Linked DNA regions of Homo sapiens: region 1 is linked to region 2. The links are chromatin loops, found by intact Hi-C in ENCODE. Cell type or tissue: heart right ventricle. All regions are shown on one strand. Each heading gives the region's core, and the rest is flanking DNA. Links, peaks and the distances in the headings are about the cores only.

Region 1 (8,316 bases), core at 2,100-4,599, 550 kb after region 2:
GCTCCAAATTGGACTTGACATGGCTGGAAGAAGGCAGGAAGAAAAGAGGGCAGAAAGCACAGGAAGAAGAGTCACCATAGTTTTCATGTGAATAAATATTAGAGCAGCTCGCTAAGGACACAGGTGATTACTTCCGTCATTTCTCAGCATATAGACCAGCAGGTGCAGATAAGGAGCATGTCCCTGTGGGAGGCTCAAGGTGCTGCAGTGGAAGTACTAGCATTTTGCAAATAGCCCGGAGTATGCAGGATGCTGGGCATGCATCACCTCATGTCGTTCTCACAAGAGCACTGCCAAAGTGGCTCCTAAATAAAAATGACACAAACGGCTATACACTGAGAAGTAACTTTCCTGTCTTTGTCCCTGTCTAACGCCATTCCCGTGCTTAACCTTTAATGGGAGCCATTTGATTTGTCCCTCATTTATCCCTCTGATTTTTTTTTTTTTTTTTGAGACAGAGTTTCACTCTTGTTGCCCAGGTTAGAGTGCGATGGCATGATCTTGGCTCACCACAACCTCCGCCCCCGAGGTTCAAGTGATTCTCCTGCCTCAGCCTCCCGAGTAGCTGGGACTACAGGCATAAGCCACCACGCCCAGCTAATTTTTGTATTTTTAGTAGGGATGGGGTTTCTTCATGCTGATCAGGCTGGTCTCGAACTCCTGACCTCAGGGAATCCGCCCGCCTCGGCCTTCCAGAGTGCTGGGATTGCAGGCGTGAGCCACTGCACCCAGCTGATTTTTTTTTTAAATTTTGTTTGTTTTGTTTTTGTAGATACAAACAAATGAAATTATATAGTCTTATTTTTACCCAGGAGCAGTAGTATTATCCATGCTCTGTACTCACAGGGAAACCAAAGTTCAGATAAATTAACTGTTTCTTCCTCTGGGCTGGTCTGTGGCTGATGCAGAATCCTCCTGCTCCTGGAGTTGCTGCTGGCAACAGGATCCAGCCTGAAGATCAAGGATCAAGGGACACAGCTGAGAGTCACTGTAGATTCTGAATTCAGAGTTGCTGCTTGAGTTAGCAAATTGGAAGCCCTGAAAAATGCCATTCCCCTTTCCTGTGGTGCTAAGAAATCAAAGATCTAAGCTTTTGCACCACTAATGCCTGAAGCTGGAGGTTTTCATGAACCATTCAATGGGTGTCTTTATGAAAGCTTCCTAGAAAGAAAGGCTGAGGTATGTGTGCTTGGGGTAAGGTTGTCAGATAAAATACAGGGTGCCCAGTTAAATTTGAATGTCAGATAAGCAGTGAGTAATTTTTTATTATAAGTGTGCTTTGCAACACATTTGAATGTGTTTGAGGATGATGATGATGATAATGATGATGAGCTAAATCTGACGGCCCCAGCATAGGGAGGTGTTGAACATTGGCCTTTAGTCCTCTAAGGAACAGCTGGCCTCAGATCTGAGGGGCTGATGGGTTCCTAAAGTTTTGGGTAAATTGGGATCTAACCCTTTATATTAATAAGTCCTAAAATAGAAGTCTTGACTTCTAGGTTTCATAAACCTTAAGAATAGAGAAGACGGAGAACCTTCATTATTTCTGGAAATACGGCTTTTTGAGAGTTTTCTCAACCTCAATTAAACTGCCACAAAAGGGCCTGAGTATAGCAACTGTAGCCTAACCTAGCTAGTGCTGTGTTGGCATTTCTCGGAATTGTTTGTTGTTATTAATTTAGCAGGTGTAAAATGATTTATTTTACTTTGGTTTCACTTTCTTGATTATTTCATGAGCTAATATAAAATCATTGCATGATTGATTTCTGTTTCTTTACTATTCGTGTTTCTTCACCATTTGCACTCTTCTGTGTTTCTATTTGTGCTCCCCTTCATATAGAAAATAAACCCTTTTATCCATTTATGTCTAATTTTAAATGAGCTCATCACAGATTATTATAGATATTAGACTGTCATATTTGATGAAAAACATTTTCTGTCTTGCTTCTTATCCCTTAATTTTAATTTTTAATTTACAGATGTTTAATGTTTATTCACATGAGTATATCAATATTATTTCCTTTGTAGTTGTTTCTATTTACTTCAAAGCAATAGAAATTTGTCATCCCTGTATTCATCTTATAAAAGTTTTACTTTCTACTTGTCTTTCTATGCTTAAGAAAAATCAATTAACTCTTTAATCTAGTGATTCTCAAAGAGTGGTTTGAGCATCACCTGCACCAGATTACCTGTTTTGTTTGTTTGTTTGTTTGTTTTAACGCCCATCCCCATTACCCTTGGAAGACCTTAGTAATCAAAGTTATTCCAAAGGACCATGAAAACATGTATTTTTAACCACCTTCTAGGTGATTCTTCTGCATCTGAAGCTTGCAAATCACTTCTTTAAGCCATATGAAATTACTAGACATCTTTGTTTTCAAGCAATAAGTTGACTCGAGATAAGCAAAAATAATATTTGTTGGAAAAATTGGGAGAGTGGATGTAATTGAAGTAAAACCTGAGGAGCTTGGCTTGGAGATGGAAAGATCACGCAGCTCCGGCAGACCTGAAAAGAATACAGGAGTGAAATGAAGGAACACTCACTGTCCTCGACCCATCTCCACCCCCACTCCTCAGGATGTAAGCTCCATGGGAACAGGGATCTCTGCCAGAGCAGGTGCTCAATGAGTGTTTTTTCTTGTTGTTGCTCCATTCACAGCCCCTTGAAACTGTCTCCAATTGTCCTGACTTCGGCGACAGCCACCTTGTGACCAGAAAAGGGCAGAGAATTTATAGTCCCACCCACACTGCATATACAGAAGAGGTTATCTCCCAAAGGAAATTAAATTTATCACCACAGGAAGGAAGCAACATCTTCAGTGGGTTAAAAACAATTATCTAGTGTATCATCATATAAAATATGGCTCTAAGATAATTTTTTCCCAAATGGTTTGCCAATTATTCCCCAAATCGCTTATTCATTCATCAGTTTTTCAATATTTCTTATACTGAGTACTTTACTTAACATGGGTCACACGGCAACAGCCAGTTACATCTATATTGAGATTTGTATTTTTATTCCATACACCTGGAACTGGAGGTTAATAACATTAAATTCACTTCATTTAAGATACCAGGTTTTCCCATTACCTTTTAGAAACCATTAAAAGATTAAATAGGCTGTTCCTTGTGCTACCTACTTGGTTTCATTTTCTCCAAATATGCTTCTAGTTTTAATAACCTTATTCTTTGAATTGCAGGCATCTTGCATTTCCCTCTAGGACTAAAAGTATGTTTGTTTAGCAATGGAACTCACTCTGCTTTTTTTCTCTGTCTTTAGGTATAATCCACACAGAAATCAATCATGCAATTAAAAATTTTCTTCTTTGAACTTCTCAATAACAGTGATCTCAATCTTTTTCATGTGAGTTTATTTTAGGAGATATAAAGCCACAGAAAACCAAAGAGGAAAGCTCTAGCAATATGTACCCATAATTTCTCAAGGTTCTTTAGCATTCAAGGGAGGCTTTCTGCTTAATAGCCAAATAATTCTATCTAAACCCCCATTCAATATTTTATCAATTTATTGTATAATAGCTATATTTTATCCTCCTTCTTACTCCTGAGAATTCTCAGGAAATAGTTCACACAATAACAAATCCACCTTGATTATCATTGGCCATCTCTTACTCTGAACCACTGCTGTAGGCCCCTCTGCTGGTCACCTCTCACAACTGTTTCTCAGGATCTTTTTGCAAGATGTTCTCAAAGAACACAGCCCAAGGGACACAGCCCCTGTCTTGGTATAGCCCATGCCAGAAGAACACAGACCTTTTCCTAATTCTCCTTAACCCAGCACATGCTAAGCTGTGAGGTCTGATGTCTACTGAAATATTGATAATAATGCAAGGAAAATGAAAATTTGTAACTGATACGAGATAGAACCACTCCTATGATCCATAGGTCTGAGAGTGTTTTTCCTCCTTCCTTCCTTTCAAGAACTGGCTCATCTCCCCCATGAGAATTTTATTGTCTTTTTTGCCCATTGAGTCCAAACTCTTACCTGCTTCAGCCCCAGAGGAATGAAAAAGCAAACCTACCCCCTTCCCTAATTTAAGGCCCAATTTATTTCTTTGATAGAATAAATCACAATAAAAACATATCCTTTCCACTATTCTGGGCTCCAGACAAGGCCACTAGAAAGTATAGTTCTCTACATATGTTCATCTGACTGGGGGACACAGAACACTTTAATCCACAGTGAACTAAACCACACCAGCTGCAGATCATGTTTACAGCTCAGCTGAAACAAAACATCAGATCTGCCTGCTGCCTGTTGGGAGGAATCAGGTCTTAGGAAGATCTATCAATATTTAAGCCAACATATTTCCCAAGAGAAAACAGTGATTTTTCTGGGATAGCCCAAACTAAATCTACATGAAGAAAATAAAACATCTCTTCTTGTAAGGACACAGTCATATCAAGGATACTCCCAATTTGTATTACTAACAGAGCACATAACTTACATCCTGATCTGAAAACTTTAGCAGGATTTTACTGACATCGTGGGTTCAGAGCTTCCCTGAGTGGAGGGAAAAGCAGGCATCTGTCTTACATGTATGTGATGTAATGTGTCGCCAAAGACTTAAGGCTAGGAAAGCAGTCCAGGAGGGCAAAATAAGCCTTGAATTCCCTGGTGAAGCATGATGAGTGATGTACAGAGGAATTTGGTAAACAGCAGGCTGAAAGTTTATGCTGGCAAATGTTACCTCCAGCAGCAAGACCCAGTATGAGAGACAAATGAAACATCCTTGGCAGCAAAGGCAGGTTTCTATTATCTTTGTTGTAAGGAGGCTTATCCTTGGGTCACAAAAGTCTGTCCAGGGTAATGATTCAGAATGCCATAGGGAGCTGCCAACAGCAAGGGCTGAAGGGAGGATTTGATTCATCTCTTGCTGGTATTGCTTCTCTTGCGGTTTCAATGCTAGAAGTGAAGTATCAGTGACAAGAGCTTGCTCTCCTGGAGAGGTGTTCAGAAGGCACAGGAGCCAGCAAGGTGGGCTCCATTTCAGGTCTTCACCATTTATGAGCTGGGCGGCTGTAACTCTGGGCGAGGTGTTTCAAATTTCTACCTGCCAGCTGGAAAATAGCACAGCGAATGGAGGATCTGGGCATGCTTTACTAGTTTTCAAGCTTGGATGACGGGGGGATTGGCAAAAGTGAACACCTAAGGGGAGATGGATACAGATGGCAAGACAGAGAATCACGGGACCCCTTTTACAAATGAGTAGCCCCCAACTGTCAGATAATTTGAGCTCGGTTTCCCTGCAGTTTGTCCTTTTCAGATTTTTTTGTAAAAGTTTAAAGGAGCTCCAGCACAATTCATTTGACAATAGTAACTATTTACTGTGACTACTTCCAATTGTGGCCAAGATCTGCCCTCTAGTGGTCTGACAATTGCAATGCCTCTTACTATTACATTGTTGAACTTGGTAATTTTCAACGGTCGGGCGACCCCTGTTGTCATAATAGTCGTATCTCAGTATGTTGAGCTAAAAGAAACTTCAAAAATCATCTGGTCTGTTTCTTTTCATAACTAATTCCTCCCAAAAATGCACCTGGCTCTTGCTTTAACACCCAACTCCACGTAAAGATAGCAGAGCAAAACAGGATCACAGAAACTTCTTTCCCCACCTGATGAAATGGTTATTTTTTAAGCCAAATAATACATTAGCGGCTAGAGAGGAAAGGGTACTGCTTGAATCATAAGGTTTGGCATCCATGAAAAGAAAGATTCTGATATGACTGGTACAACTTCTAAGGCCAGCCCTTCTCCCAAAAGCAAAGGTAGTCAACGAAATACTGAGAATTCAAAAGAATATGCTTTAATTAAAAAATAAATAGAAAGCCACACCCACCTCTGAAACTGATTCTTTGGTGAGGAGAAGACACGATAGTTCCAGATAAAGTGAGAAAGACATCAAGGAGAATCCATCCGCGTCATTTTACAGAAACTACAAACAAAACTGCTCCCTGTTAAGCATGAGCAAAATGAAAAGAAACAGTACAAAATTATGCAAATCTGCTACTACAAAATAAGTAGTAAGCAAGAAAAAGGCAAAACAAAACCAAAACCAAAAACCCTCAGGAAGAAAATAAAACTCAAAGGTGAAGTGCAAGTTCTTTTTGAACGCTTAATTACAGAGAAGAGTTCATTAAGAATATCAATTCAGTAAAACAGTACCTCTAAGATAAATTATAAAATAAAGAAGATGGAAGAAGACATTGTGGAGCTAAGAAAAATTGAAAAACAAAACAATGAGTTATAAATGTAATAAGTTATAAATTGCAAAGGAGAGAAAAATGTAGCTGCAAATGTCATGGAGAGATGGCTGGGGACAGTCATAGAAAATGCAGGATGAAAAGACAAAGCAATTAAAATAAAGGTAGATACAGAGAGAAAAAATTATCCAACGTGAAGACAACTGACATCCTTAGAGTACAAGGAAAGAAAAAAGAGAATTCAAAGATATAACCTAAAAAGTTTTCTGAAAAGAAGAACGGTATTAATGGATAAAAAAGAGGACAATTATGTCAAGAGAAATTGATACAGAATGGTCTAAATTGGGAAATTTCCTGGTTAAACTGTTAAGTGTTAAGAATCCAGAAAAAAATTTGACATTTAGGCAGAAAACGGCAAGTCAGCCCCTATAGGGGGAAAAAGTCAAGTGGTTTCAAGGCTTTGCCATGGCAACTCCAGTACCAAGGGACATGGAGTAATGACCACCAACTTCTGAGAGAAACAACATGATTCAAAAATATTGTACCAAGCTAGGGTGTCACCAAGCATGGAGATAAAGGGCAGATATTTTTTGACACGCAAGAGCTCGGGAAATATAATACTCATGAACTCTTTTTGAAACAAAACCAAACTACACACAACTGGCAAGTAATCCCATCGAACAAGAGATGAAAAATAATAAAGAACTCGAGTGAAAAAGCTGTGATGAAAAGAACTCATGTGGAACACCATGTTTATTTAATTTCACAGCTAAGGCTAATCCTGTGTGGCCTTGAAGGTAGTATAAGGGAATGTATCATTAAGTCCTAACAAAGTGAAAATAATATAAGCAAAACCTGGAAAAGAGTGAGATGAAAGGAAGAGTAAACAGTAATTATCTTATCTTTTGTAACAGGGGTCAGCAAATGACAGCCTGTGGGCCAAATGTGGCCCACTTCCTGTTTTTGTAAATAAACATTTATTGAAACACAACTACATTCATTCATTTACGTATTGTCTCTGGCTGCTTTCACGCTGTAATAGCAGAGCTGAACAGTTGTGACCAAGTTCTTTTAGCCCACAAAGCCTAAAATATTTACTACCTGACCCTTTGCAGGAAACATTTGCCGAGAGAGAAAAGCTCATTAAGAATATGAATTCCGTAAAACAATACCTCTAAGATAAATTATAAAATAAAGAAGATGAAAGAAGGCATTGCAGAGCTAAGAAAAATGGAAAAACGAAACAATGAGTTATGTTTTGTAACACTATTTTACAACACTGAGACAATCTATAATAACTAAAATTGAAATGTGTGGCTCAAAAAATGAGTCCGTTTTTAAAAATGCTTCAGTAATGTCTTTAACTTTAGAGGGATCTCTACTGAGGACGTTTTTATCCAACAGGATGTGTACATATACAGGCACAGAGAGATGTCTAAAGTAATATTCATCAAAAGTACTTGTTACTCCCACATGGTAAAATATGGAGTAATGTGTTGCTTTTGTGTTGGTGTAGTGTCTGATTTTTTTGTAATGAGCATGTATAATTCTTTAGAAAACAGTAAGAGTAATTCAAGTGATTAATTACTCTTAAAAATAAAAAGGCCAGTCGATTTCATCTTCAACCCAGCTTTCCTAAGAACAGTCAACCTGTTATTTGGGAGCTTCCTCAGGCCCCCTTCTCTTCACCTCAAAATTTTGGTATGAATTTTGGAAATGTGATTGGAGGATTCCTGTATATTCCATAATTAAGCGTCGGGGAGTTTTCTTTCTTCATTTCCTAGATTTGCCATCAATGTGGATTAAGAATTACTTGGAACAGCAGAGGGCGCCCTGCTCCATGTTTATAGGAATGTAATGTAAGTACCTGACCAGTACTGCCGTTTGGAACTTGTGTGAATGAAAGCCAGTAAGTGATCGCCTGTAGGACTCAGTTTCCCCATCTCCCACACCTTTCTTCTGCCAACCCATCCCCCACACTGCAGAACAGATCATGCCGCCCTTCTGACAGCAACCCTTCTGTGACTTCCCTTTGCACTCAGAATAAATTCTCAACTCCTTAACTAAGGCAGAAGAGGCCCCCACACGATCCCG
Region 2 (8,316 bases), core at 2,359-4,858:
TGGGTCAAAGGCAACTATTGGGATTAACCAGCTCTCTAATGCTAATAACACTGAATTAATCTATGTCAAGCCTCCAGATTGTCTTCCGAAGAACATGACAGAAATTTCTTCCATATTCCTTTGGCATTAAAAAAAAAAGTAATGGAACTATAGGACATTGTACTCTGCTTGTAGGATTCCTGTTGCCTAACTTCTGCAAACTTATCATTAAACATCCTCCCTTTTGGATTCAGCCTCGAGACAGAGGTATTTACACATGTGCAGCTTTGATCAGCAGGGCCCCACATTCTCAGCAGATCTATTTTGCCTAGAAGAACACCTACATTGTTGGTATCCATTAATGTCCCATTGGTCATTAGCCTTTTTCTTAAATTCTCTGGACAAATTTTAACCCCTAAAACGTATAGGGACACCTTTTTCTCTCTTATACTTCATATGTATTTTTTACTTCTATATGTACAGCAGACTAATAATATGCACTAATATGCTCTCTTCCTTTCAGAACTTTGCTTCCTACTGGCTTGGGAAAGAGCATCTATTCTGCCTCTTACTACCTTGCAAGGCTGTGGTCAGAGTGTGTACATGTTCTGTTACATCTTTGATCTTACCTCCTGTGCTGATCACATGGTGAATACATGGCTCCAGTGAGAAGAAAACAATCACTTTTCATGTATCATCTTTAGAATTAATATCTCTGGGAAAAACTAGATATTCTCTAGCTTTATAGCATGCCAATTTCCATTGCTCCAAGTCCTGGGCTATGCAAGAACATCAAGAACTTCAGGGATCCTGGGAGGATTGTTTTTTAACATTATTGCTGTATCTTTGTTGACAAATCTTTTCTTCTGCAATAATTAATTTGCCATTAATGTCATCAAGTGAATTCTTAAAAATCTTAAATAGGCACTATTAATAGCCTTGCATGAGATCTGAGCTCTGTTATCTCTAATCCTCTCTAATGACTCTTTCTTTGCTTTGGGTAGTTTCTTCACACACGAGCACCAATTGTTAATCTTCTGATCCCTTTATCCAGCTCTCCTGTGCAGTAGTCCTGCAGACACCAGCCAGTTTAGTCTCTATTTCCTTTCAGCTCTGTATCCTCAACTCGTAATTGCTTCATTGAGATTCCTCTTTCCTATTCCTAGAATCTCTTACAATGCAAAAACCAAGGTCAACTACAGACTTTAATTTATTTATTTTCCATCTATCAGGAATCTGTCCTTCAGTGCCTCGTGTCCTAGTGTCATGTTTACATATTTGTCTGACTATTTTTGTTGTTTCAGGTAGGAGAATATATCTTATCTGGTTTTCCTTGCATCCTATTGTTTGAAAGTAGAAGTTGACTTTATCTTTTATCGTGCCATTGTACTTACGTTTTATACTTCTTTTTCCTATGATACCTCCTAAAGTCTACACTAGAATACGTTGTCATTATTCTACTTTTTGTAAGAATTCCAATGGACAAGATTTGTGCTCTATAATACTACAAATCTTTTTAGTAGATAAGAAAGCACTGACTTAAACTGTCAATGGGTAACAGTAAAAAGATCAGTAAAAATAATTTTTTTTCTGTCATTTGATAGTAGGCATTCCCAAAGATGTAAAGGAGATCAGCATGCATCTAAATGCAAGATGGCCTCCTTCCAGTGCAACCCCTAAGGATAATTTTCACAGGTCTCTTATGACTGCTAACATGAAAGGAACTTCCCCCTTTTGCGGTCCCAGCTCTGATAGTCACTGCCTGTGTTCTCATTCTTTCTCTCTCTCTCTCCCTCTGCCTTTGGCAGGTGATTTCAAATTCCTCCCTCTGATTCCCTGTATATTTTATGCTTTGGTAATTGATTAGCCCCAGGTTTTAGCTATTGCCATCTTCCACCCACCCTGCTTCCTCTGCATGACAAACCCACTCACATCTGTATTACTCTGTTGCCTATATACGTATAACTCACTTACCCACATCATGAGACTGTGCCCATATTCTTAGCATCAGACACTGGACATCTTTATATATACACATATATATATATATATACACACACACACACACACACATATATATATACACATATATATTCCATTTAATGACTTTGGACATGCGCATACAACCTTGAAACCATCGTCACAATCAAGGCAGTAGACATATCTGTCACCTCTAAAAATTTTCCTGTGACTCTTTGTTTTTGTTAATGCTGCTGTTGTTGTTGTTGTTGTAAGAAAAATTAATGAGATCTACCCTCAATAAATTTTGAAGTGCACAACACCGTATTGTTAACTATGGGCACTATGTTGTATAGTAGATCTTCAGAACTTATTCTTACATAATCAAAATTTTAAAACCATGAACAACAACTCCCCATTTCTCCCTCCCCCCAGTCCCTGGAAACTATTATTTTATTCTCTGCTTCCATGAATTTGACTATTTTATTTTTATTTTATTTTATTTGTTTTACTTTAAGTTCTGGGATACACATGCAGAATGTGCAGGTTTGTTACATAGGCATACATGTGTCATGGTGGTTTGCTGCACCTATCAACCCATCATCTAGATTTTAAGACCTGCATGCATTAGGTGTTTGTCCTAATGCTCTCCCTCCCCTTGCCTCTCATCCCACAACCACCCCAGTGTGTGTTGTTCCTCTCCCCATGTCCATATGTTCTCATTGTTCAACTCCCACTTATGAGTGAGAACATACGGTGCTTGACTTTCTGTTTCTGTGTTAGTTTGCTGAAGATGATGGCTTCCAGCTTCATCCACTTCCCTTCAAATGGCATGATCGAATTCATTTTTATGGCTGCATAGTATTCCATGGTATATGTACCACATTTTCTTTATCCAGTCTATCACTGATGGGCATTTGGGTTCGTTCCATGACTTTGCTATTGTAAATAGTGCTGCAGTAAACATACATGTGCATGTGTCTTTATAGTAGAATGATTTATAGTCCTTTGGGTGTATACCCAGTAATGGGATTGCTGGGTCAAAGGGTATTTCTGGTTCTAGATCCTTGAGGAATCACCATACCATCTTTCACAATGGTTGAACTAATTTACATTCCCACCAACATTGTAAGAGTTTCTATTTCTCCACTGCTTCACCAGCATCTATTGTTTCTTGACTTTTTAATAATCACCATTCTGACTGGCATGAGATGGTGTTTCCTTGTGGTTTAGAATTGCATTTCTCTAATGATCAGTGCTTATGAGCATTTTTCATGTTTGTTGGCCTCATAAATATCTTCTTTGTGAAGCAGACACTGGACATCTTAATTTCACTGGCTCTTGTGGAATCTTGAAAGTCAATCTATCTAATATGGATCCTATGCTTTTCTAAATTTGCTTTACACATGTTTTGATGTAATGAAAATTAATGCTATCACTCTCTCTAAGCCCTTTTTCACTCAAACTCAATTTTAATATACTATAAATATATATTCCTTATATCAGCTTACATATTGATCAAACTCATGAACATTTATTTAATTCAAGTCATCTTGTTTTAATGTTATTTTACTATTCATCTTAACTGTTATCTCAGGTTCCATTCTATTCTTCTGACCATAATTTTCCATTTAAATATTATCTGTTAAAAATCACTATCCTTGGTTAATTATAATAGAAACAAACATCTTAGTATGACATACAAGACACTTTATTTCATCTGTGAAAGACACTCTCGAAGCCCAAGTTGAACTATAATGAACTCTTGTAGGACTTGTAGCAAACCCTATTTGCCCATAAGGTGGCAGTAAAGCATTGCTCTTTAGACCAACAACTTTGACAATACTTTTGGCCAACTTGTCATATAACAATATGATTTTGGGGAAATTGCTAGATCTCTATGAGCTGCAGATTTCTTATCATCTAACATGGTAATATCCTTCTCCCCAGGAAGATGAAAGCTCCTAACATACTCAGCCTTGACGTTTATTCAGGTGTCACATTGGATGAGAGTATTGGGAAATGTTTCTAACTAATGGAATATTTGTAACTAACGAATGGACTAAATATTACTCTTCTAATCCTATGGAGTTTTTTTCTTTCTGATTAGCTTATTTTTACCCTGAGAAAGTTAATTCAGAGAGACAGACTTGTGTAAACTGTTTTCCATGTATTTTCCAAGCAAAAATTTGGAATGAGTTAGATATGGGCCCTATGTAGGCTTCCAGAAAGTCATTGTTATTTAAAATAACAATGAAAACAACATGACAAATCTAAGCCACAGTTAATTTTCTTTAATATAAAATTCATTGATTTATTTTTATTATTATTTTCAACAAATCATAATTGTGTACACTTACGGGGTGTAATGTGATGTTTTGTTATATGTATACAAAGTGGAATGATTAAATCCATCTAATTCACATATCCATCACTTCACTTATTTTTTGTGGTGTGACATTGCAAATTTACTTTCTTAGCTATTTTTAAATAGGCAACATGTTTTTATTAACTATAGTCATCCTTCTGTGCAGTAGATTTTATAAGCCTATTATTTTGTGTAACTGAAACTTCGTACAATTTGATAAACACCTCCTCATTCCTTCCTCCCCACCCCCACTTCTAGCTTCTGGTAACCAGCATACCATTCTCTACTTCTACTTCTATGAACTTGATCTCTTTTAACATTCTGCATTTAAGTGTGAGTATGTGGTGAAAGTGGGCATCTCTGTCCTATTCCATATCTCAGAGGAGAAGCTTTCAGCTTTTCACCATTAAGTATGATGTTAGCTGTGGGCTTGGCATATATGCCATAACTGTGTTTAGGTACATTTCTTCTATGCTAACTGTATTTAGGTACAGTTTTTTTCTTTGCCTGGCTTATTTCACTTTACATAATGTTCTCCAATTCTGTACATATTGCTGCAAATGACAGAGTTTCTTTCTTTTTAAAAGATGAATAGTATTCCATTGTATATCACACTTGGAAATATATCACATTTTCTTCATCCATTCATTTGTTGATGGACATATAGATTGTTTACATATTTTTTCTATTGCAGACAATGCTGTAATGAATACAGCATGCAGATACCTCTTCCACGTGTTGACTTGAATTCCTTTGGGTATATACCCAGAGTGGGATTGCTGGATCATATAGTAGTTCCATTTTTAGTTTTTTGAGGAACCTCCATCCTGTTTTCCATAATGACTGTACTAATTTACATTCCCAATAAGAGTGTACAAAGGTTCTGTTTTCTTCACTTCCTTGCCAGCACTTCTTATCTTTCATTGTTATAATAGCCATTCTAACAGGTGTGAAGTCATATCTTATTCTGGTTTTAATTTGCATTTCCCTAATTATTAGTGATGTAGAGCATTTAAAAATAAACATGTTTGCAATTTGTATGCCTTCTTTTGAGAAATGTCTGTTCAGGTCCTTTGCCAATTTTTAATTAGATTATTTGTTTTCTTGCTATTTAGTTGCTTGAATTCCTTATGTATTTTGGAATACTAAACCTTTGTTAGATGCATGGTTTGTGAATATTTTTTTTCCCCACTCTGTGGGTTGTCTCTTTACTCTATTTTTTCCTTGGCTGTGCAGAAATTTTCAGATTTGATGCAATCTCGTTTGTATTAATACTTTTGCTTTTGTTGCCTTTGTTTAGAGTTCAGATAAAAAAAATCATTGCTCATACCAATGTTATAAAGCTCTTCCCCTGTTTCCTTCTAGTTTTACGGTTTCAAGACTTACATATAAATCTTTAATTCATTTTGAGTTCATTTTTATATATAGTATGAGATAAGAAACCAATTTTATTTTTCATCAGGCAAATATTCCATTTTCCCAGCACCATTTATTGAAGAGACTCTCCTTTTCCTTTCTCCATTGTATGTTTTTAAATTTTATTTCAAAAATCAATTAGATAAAAATGTGTGGGTTTATTTTTGATCTGTCTATTCTGTTCCATTGGTTGATGTATCTGTTTTTATGCCAGTTCCATGCTGTCTTTATAGCATGGTGCTGGCATAAAATAGCTTTATAATATATCTTGAAGTCAGGTAGTATGATGCCTCCAGCTTCATTCTTTTTGCTCAGTATACTTTGGCTTTTCACGGTCTTTTGTGGCTCCATACGAGTTTAAGAGTTGTTTTCTCTGTTTCTATATAAAAAGACTGGAATTTTTATATTGAATGTTTAGATCATTCTGGGTTGTATAAACATTTTCACAATATTAATTCTTCCAATCCATGAACACAGATATTTCTCTATTTTTTCTTCAATTTGTTTCGTCACTGTTTTATAGTTTTTTTGTATATAAATCTTTCACCTCCTTGATTAAATTTACACCTAAGTGTTTTCTTTTTTGGTTGCTATTGTGGATGGGATTAAAAAATTTTTTTGGATAGTTCATTATTCGTTTATAAATACTAATTTTTATATGTTGATTTTGTATGCTGCCACTCTACTAAATTTGTTTATCTTTTCTAGTAGTTTTCTTTGTGGCATCTTTAGGGTTTTCTATATACGAGATCATACCGTCCACACACAGAGACAATTTCAGTTTTTCATTTCCAAAAGTTTTCATTTAATTTCAACAAATAAAATGATTTTTGTTCTATGGTAACTTTGTTTTCATTTTATGTGTGTATGTGTGTATTATGTGTAAACATTTGTGTGTGTGTGTGGCAATAATAGCTAAAATCTACTAATTTAGCATGAATCCCAATGTAGTAATGGGTAATTTTATTACCCGTAGTTCTCATGTTGTATATTAGATCTCTAGACTTATTTATCCTACATATGGGCTATTTTTTAAAATATTTTGACCTACATCTCTGTATTTTCATACCCTTCCACACCAAACTTACCCCTGATAAACACTGTTTTGTTCTCTATTTCTGTGTATTTGAATTATTTTGAGTTTCACATATAAATGAGATCAGGCAATACTTTTATTTTTGGGTCTGGCTTATTTCACTTAGCATAATGTCCTCCAGACTCATTCATTTTGTGGCAAATGGCAAGACTTCATTTGTTTTAAGGGCTGAATAATATTCTATACATTCATACGTGTGCCACAGTGATTTTAATCCAGTCATCCATCAATGAACACTTAGGTTCTTCACATATCTTGGCTATTGTGAATAAGGTTGCAATGAACATGAAAGTGCAGATATCTTTACAAGGTCATGATTTCTTCCTTTTTGGATATATACTCAGAAGAGGGACTGCTGGGTTACATGGTAGTTCTATTTTTAATTTCTTTTGGAACTCCGGTACAGTTTTCCACAATGACCTATTAATCTACAGTCCCATCAACAATGTTTCAGGGCTCCCTTTTCTCCATACCCTTGCCAAAACTTGTTACTTCTTGTATTTTTGACTATATATATAGATATATGCACAAATACATACATATATATATATATATATATATACACACACACACACACACACACACACACACACACACACACACACACATATATATTTGAGATGGGATCTCACTCTGTCACCCAGGCTCCCAGGCTGAAGTGCAGTGCAGTGACACAATCATGGCTCATTGCAGCCTCCACCTGCTTGGGCTCAGGTGATCCTCCTACCTCAGCCTCCCAGGTAGTAGGGACTACAGGCGTATGCTACCACAGCCTGCTAATTTTTGTATATTTTGTAGAGACGGGATCTCACCATGTTGCCCAGGCTGGCTAGAACCCCTGGGCTCAAGCGATCTGCCTGCCTCAGCCTCCAAAACTGTTAAGATTATAGGCAGGAGCCAATGCACGTGGCCCCTTTATATATTTTGGATATTAATTTTTTATCAGATATATGGTTTACAAATACTTTCTCTGAATATGTAGGTTCTTATTCATTTTGTTTATTGTTTCCTTTGCTGTGAAGAAGCTTTTTAGTTTGAGGTAGCCCAACTTGTATCAATTTTTTCTTTTTCCTTTTGGTATGATATCCAAAAAATCATTGCCAAGGCCAACGTTAAAGAGCTTTTCCTCTATGTTTTCTTCTAAGAACTTTGGGGTTTCAGGCCTTATACTTGGAAGGTATTACAATAGATCCCTCAAAAATAGAATGGATAATAAGGGACAATAGAGAAAATAATTTCTTAGAAAATACAGCCTACAAAGATTGAGTCAGAAAAAGTAGAAAGTCTGAAAAGTTCAATAACAAATAAGGAGACTGAAGTGGTAATTAAAACCTCCCAATGAAGAAAAGCTCAGGACAAGATGGCTTTGTAGCTAAATTTTACCACATATTAAGGCAGAATTAATACTAATCTTTCTTAAATTTTTCCTAAAATAGAACTAAGGAAATACTCCCAAACTCATTATATGAGTCCTGGTATCACCAGCTCGATATACCAA

The links. Peaks named below come from ENCODE experiments on the same cell type or tissue, not always from the same donor. Only the 100,000 strongest peaks of a DNase experiment are listed, where the experiment ranks them.
Region 1: it touches region 2 in a loop (5-fold over the local background); 79 of 110 quality-filtered maps call a loop at or near these places.

What each region holds. Positions count from the first base shown.
Region 1 is chr5:148,725,722-148,734,037 of GRCh38, forward strand. No RefSeq gene overlaps it. Among named protein-coding and RNA genes, the nearest start is that of HTR4, 75 kb to the left of the region's middle. In heart right ventricle, for the core only: a CTCF peak has its summit at 3,659 (motif pointing left); no DNase peak of the experiment used is centred there; H3K27ac peaks cover 608 bases.
Region 2 is chr5:148,175,689-148,184,004 of GRCh38, forward strand. No RefSeq gene overlaps it. Among named protein-coding and RNA genes, the nearest start is that of SPINK14, 11 kb to the left of the region's middle. In heart right ventricle, for the core only: a CTCF peak has its summit at 3,735 (motif pointing right); no DNase peak of the experiment used is centred there.